Linked DNA regions of Mus musculus: region 2 is linked to region 1. The links are chromatin loops, found by intact Hi-C in ENCODE. Cell type or tissue: left cerebral cortex. All regions are shown on one strand. Links, peaks and the distances in the headings refer to the core of each region. The heading gives the core; the rest is flanking DNA.

What was found. A loop is a pair of places that touch in the nucleus more often than their neighbours do. Peaks named below come from ENCODE experiments on the same cell type or tissue, not always from the same donor. Only the 100,000 strongest peaks of a DNase experiment are listed, where the experiment ranks them.
Region 2: a loop joins it to region 1, with 2.0 times the contacts of the local background. A loop is called at or near these places in 2 of 42 quality-filtered maps.

Annotation. Positions count from the first base shown.
Region 1 is chr17:32,141,968-32,144,774 of GRCm38, reverse strand. Notch3 (notch 3) reads left to right here. Exons shown (of 33, transcript NM_008716.3): 21 at 1-73; 22 at 151-408; 23 at 489-607; 24 at 966-1,531. Gm41568 (a long non-coding RNA gene) reads right to left here. Exons shown (of 2, transcript XR_876749.3): 2 at 1,840-2,807. Among named protein-coding and RNA genes, the nearest start is that of Gm41568, 3.6 kb to the right of the region's middle. In left cerebral cortex, for the core only: a CTCF peak has its summit at 1,426 (motif pointing left); DNase peaks (open chromatin) are centred at 1,435, 1,704 and 2,306; H3K4me3 peaks cover 550 bases; H3K27ac peaks cover 1,175 bases.
Region 2 is chr17:32,284,628-32,287,434 of GRCm38, reverse strand. It overlaps a transcript of Brd4 not described here. Among named protein-coding and RNA genes, the nearest start is that of Brd4, 1.9 kb to the right of the region's middle. In left cerebral cortex, for the core only: a CTCF peak has its summit at 1,200 (motif pointing right); no DNase peak of the experiment used is centred there; H3K4me3 peaks cover 953 bases; H3K27ac peaks cover 499 bases.

The DNA of each region.
Region 1 (2,807 bases), core at 75-2,574:
CCCTGCCAGAACGGAGGCTCCTGTATCGATCTTGTGGCCCGCTATCTCTGTTCCTGTCCCCCTGGCACACTGGGTATGTTAAGGCCAGGGTTGGGGGCAGGATAAGAGGATGAGTTTCTAGCCTCCACTGACCATGCTCCTATACCCTAGGAGTTCTCTGTGAGATCAATGAGGACGACTGTGACCTAGGCCCATCCTTGGACTCAGGCGTTCAGTGCCTACACAATGGCACCTGTGTGGACCTGGTGGGTGGCTTCCGCTGTAACTGTCCCCCAGGATACACAGGTCTGCACTGTGAGGCAGACATCAATGAGTGTCGCCCGGGTGCCTGCCATGCAGCGCATACTCGGGACTGCCTACAAGATCCAGGTGGGCATTTCCGCTGCGTCTGCCATCCTGGCTTCACAGGTAAGAATGGCAGAGAGCCTGGCCAGAAACCTGATGTGGTTCTGCTTCTGTAGTTGATCCTCCTGCATCTGTTTGTTCAGGGCCTCGCTGTCAGATTGCTCTGTCCCCCTGTGAGTCCCAGCCATGTCAGCATGGAGGCCAGTGCCGTCACAGCCTAGGCCGTGGAGGTGGGCTGACCTTCACCTGTCACTGTGTCCCGGTAGGTGTGATTGGTAGGGGTTGGAACCCTTGGGGAAAGAAAAGGCCTGTGGCTTTAGGGAAGCATAGGTCTATACGGGAAAAGTAGAAGGAAAGGAGGTTCTGAAATTATGAAATTATGAAATTATGGTTTGGAGTGTAACTTAGTGAAATTGTGACTTGGCTTTGTTGCCTCCTGGGGAGGTATGGCTTATCTTCAAAATGAGGTCAGTAGAGGAAAGGTTGCTGGAATTGGAGGGGTGGGGGTGGGGTGTCAGCATTTCTCAAGTCTTGACCTCCATTCTTTTCTCTCTTTTCCACTCTCCTGTTTCTTCTCACTACCAATTTTTTCTCTTTCTGTCTCCTCACTTCACCATTAGCCATTCTGGGGTCTGCGTTGTGAGCGGGTGGCACGCTCTTGCCGAGAGCTGCAGTGCCCAGTGGGTATCCCATGCCAGCAGACAGCCCGTGGACCACGCTGCGCTTGTCCTCCGGGGCTGTCCGGGCCCTCCTGCCGGGTTTCTAGGGCGTCACCCTCAGGAGCTACTAACGCCAGCTGCGCCTCTGCCCCTTGTCTGCATGGGGGCTCATGCCTACCTGTACAGAGTGTCCCTTTCTTCCGCTGTGTGTGCGCTCCGGGCTGGGGCGGCCCGCGTTGTGAGACCCCTTCCGCAGCCCCTGAGGTCCCCGAGGAGCCACGGTGCCCGCGAGCGGCTTGCCAGGCCAAGCGAGGGGACCAGAACTGCGATCGTGAGTGCAACACCCCAGGCTGTGGCTGGGATGGCGGTGACTGCTCACTGAACGTGGACGACCCCTGGAGGCAGTGTGAGGCACTGCAGTGCTGGCGTCTCTTCAACAACAGCCGGTGTGACCCGGCCTGCAGCTCTCCAGCCTGCCTCTATGACAACTTTGACTGCTACTCTGGTGGCCGCGACCGCACCTGCAAGTGAGCCCCCTGACTCTGTCCTTCTGTCTATCTATATGTTGCACTGTCAGTGAGCCACATCTGTCCCAGTTTGTCTGTCAGTCTGTTTTTGGCTCGTCTGATGGGCTGTCCCTTCCAGCTGCTACCACCAGGGCACTGGTGGTTTCATCCGCCTGTTTCCACCCATGTGCCTCATCTCTGCCTATTTATATTTTTACCTATATATCTTGCCCATTTGCTTCTGTCTGCCTGCAGTTACACATCCCATCTGTCCACACTTAGGACTTGTTCATTTGTCTTTCTTAAAATTTTAAAAATTAAACTGGGTCTAGTTGCTCACACATTTTAATGCCAGCATTTCAGAGGCATAGACAGCAGGTCTCTGTAGGGATTCAAGGCCAGCATGATCTACATAGTGAGTTCTAGGCCAGCCAAGGCCACACAGTGATACCCTGTCTCAAAACAAAAACAAACAAACAAACAAACAAAGCAAAACAGGAGCCCACAGCAGGTGCTCATTCAAGAGCATACAATAGTGATACTGGTTGAGCATCCCAAATCCCAAACCTGAATCCCTGAGCCATGTGGGGCATGGGCATGATGCCACAGTGGAAAATTCCATCCTTTGCCCCAATGATAAGTTACAGTCAAAATTCAGACACAGGTTGGTCTGTAGTGGCAGAGCACCTTCCTAGATGGCATGTGGCCCTTGGTTCAATCCCCGCCCAGCATGGAAATAAAACAACCACCAAAGGCAGGCACACTAAAAATATATAGTTACTTTTGGGTATGTGTATTTTTGTCTTTAGACTTGGGCCTCATCCCAGAGGTGCCTTATATAAATTATGTATAGAGGGCTGGGGATGTAGCTCACTTGATGGAATGCTTGCCTAACATCCACAGAGCCAGGCTTGGGTCCCCAGCACCACCTAAACTGTGAGAGGTGCTGTGTGCTTGTAATCTTGGCTCTCAGCAGGTGGATCAGGAGGATAATAAGTTCAAGATCACCCTCAGCAACATAGTTTTGTTTTCTTTGTTAAAAATAAGGCTTCAGCCAGGTGTGGTGGCGCATGCCTTTAATTCCAGCACTTGGGAGGCAGAAGCAAGTGGATATCTGAGTTCAAAGCCAGCCTGGTCTACAAAGTGAGTTCCAGGACAGCCAGAGCTACACAGAGAAACCCTGTCTCGAAAAACCAAAATAAATAAATAAAATAAATAAATAAATAAATAATAAAAATAAAAATAGGGCCTCACAATTCCTGGCTGGAATTGGCTGTGTAAATCAGGCTGGCCCTGA
Region 2 (2,807 bases), core at 66-2,565, 140 kb before region 1:
AGACCCAGTCTCAGACAGACAAACAAAAACACCAAGTTTGTAGCCCTGCCTGGCCTGATCCTCCCTATGTGGATTAGGATGGCATCAAACTCAAAAAAGATCTGGATGCTTCTGTCTCCCAAGTGCTGGGATTATAGGCACACGCTATCTGTCTGTCTACTTATTTATTTCATGTATATGATGAGTACACTGTAGCTGTCTTCAGACACACCAAAAAGAGGGCATCAGATCTCATTACAGATGGCTGTGAGCCACCATGTGGTTGCTGGGAATTGAACGCAGGATCTTTGGAAGAGCAGTTGGTGCTCTTAACCACTGAGCCATCTCTCCAGCCCTAGGCATACACTATTATGGCAGACTACTTTTTAATTTCAAAAGGTATTACATATATCCACTTGTGTGTAAATTACACAAGCTTGTGGAGGTCAGGGCCAACTTTCAGGAGTTATTTTCCCCTCCCTTTCAGCGTGTGAACCCCCCCCCCCCCCCCCCATCTCTGCATAGCCCTGGCTGTCCTGGAACTCACTCTGTAGACCAGGCTGGCGAACTCCACCACTGCCCGACCTTTTTTTTTTTTTTTTTCTTTCTGAGCACCTTTTGGAAATAACATGCAAAATTAGAAGATATTTAAAAGTTTCATGGCCGGGTGTGGTGGCGCACACCTTTAATCCCAGAATTTGGGAGGCAGAGGCCAGCCTGGTCTACAGAATGAGTTCCAGGACAGCCAGGGCTATACAGAGAAACCGTGTGTGTGTGTGTGTGTGTGTGTGTGTGTGTGTGTGTGTGTATGTTGGGGGGTGGGGTGGGGGGGGGGGAGTTTCATGATCTGTAGCCCAAAGTTAGACGCTTTAACAAATGTTACAATTTCTTCACTTCTTATAACTAATTACATCTCATAATTATCATAGTCAAAGGTAAAATTTTTACTTGGCTTAGAATATACCAATATAACCAATTAACCTTTGGTTAATCACAACTAAAACACAATAGTAGGGAATACTTTTATTCTTTCTTGTTTTTTTTTTTTTTTTAAAATATTTATTTATAAGGTCAGAGGGCCAGTCCCAGGGATTGGACTCAGGTAGTCAGAAATGGCAGCAAGTGCCACTGGAGTCATCTCACCAGCCTGTTTGATTTTTTTTTTAAGATTTATTTATTTTTATTATATGTAAGTACACTATAGCTGTCCTCAGACACTCCAGAAGAGGGAGTCAGATCTCATTATAAATGGCTGTAAGCCACCATGTGGTTGCTGGGATTCGAATTCCGGACCTTCGGAAGAGCAGTCCGGTGCTCTTACCCACTGAGCCATCTCACCAGCACCTGTTTGATGTTTTGACAGTCTCACTAATACAGGGTGGTCTTCCTTTTAACCTATTATCCTTCTGCCTCAGCCTACCTTTTTCTTTTAGCCTTCTTAATTCTGGACACCTCTCTCTCTCTCTCTCTCTCTCTCTCTATATATATATATATATATATATATATATATGCATATATATATATATATATACATACATACATATACACACATACACACACACACACACATGGGGAACCTTAAAAATTCTAATTTTTTCTTTGGGGGTGGTAGTACATACCTTTTATCCCAGTACTTAAGAGGCAGAGAAAGACAGATTTCTGTGTTCAAGGCTATTCTAGTTTAAGTTTTAGGACAGTCAGGGCCATACAGAGAAATGCTGTCTTAAAAAATCTCAAAGATCTTCTGTATTCCAGGCTGGGATGTTTTGCAACCCCTCAAATGGTCACATACCTAGTTCAGAGTATGCTGGGAGCTGACTTACGTCTTCAAGAATTAAAGTTAATCTGGAGGACAAGAAAGAGAATGTTCTAGGCTTAGAGATCCGTACTGATCAATCTTCAGCTCCTCTACAGAGGCCAGCCAAGAAGACCTGGGTGTGGTGGTGAACACATGTAATCTCATTACTTGGAAGGCTGAGACAAGAAGGGTAAGAATTCTTAAGATCCTGCTCTGAAAAAAAAAATCCCCGCTGGCTCATTCTCTTATTTCATGATACATGAAATATTTTCCTTAAGTTGATTCCATAAATTGAGTGTAGTGAATATAGTGAAACGTGTCTGTATTTTCAGCAATTGTCAGTTCCCACTGACACACAACTAGCCATAGTCCTCTGGCCTTAATGTTCCTCTATCACCTGTCTGAGGGCTCTCTTCACCATCTGCTCTTTTGAGTCTGTCATCGGATTATTTAAATTTTTGGATTAAAAATCTTTTCTTGGGGTTGGAGATTTAGCTCAGTGGTAGAGCGCTTGCCTAGCAAGCGCAAGGCCCTGGGTTCGGTCCTCAGCTCTGGGGGAAAAAAAAAAATCTTTTCTTGTCGTTCTTGCATGTGAAGATCCCCACTCATCTGCAAGGTTCCTTCCCTGAGTCTGCGTGTCGGCTTCCTCCGAAAAGCTGTTTCCTTATGGATGGCCCTGAAGACTCTTCTTGTCTTCTCTTGATCTTCCCTCTTCTGTGTATCCCTCTGGGGTACACAGTCCTCAGAGACCCTCGATCGTGTTCCAAGGACTCCCGCCCTCCTCCCCCCAGTCGGGGGAGCCAGTCTCCTGTCCTCACCTCTACAACCGCCGCCGGCACTAACGAAGCTCTCCGGACCTGGGAGGACCAGCGGGACGCGCACGCCGGGCGGCGGCGATGACACGGGGCCGCGCGCGCAGCGTGCGTGGTGACATCAGTGCGCTGGCGGCGGCGGCAGGGCTGTTTGTTCTGCTCTCCCGCAGCCGAGGAACCGAAGCAGTGGCGGCGGCTGCGGCGGAGGCTGCCAGCAG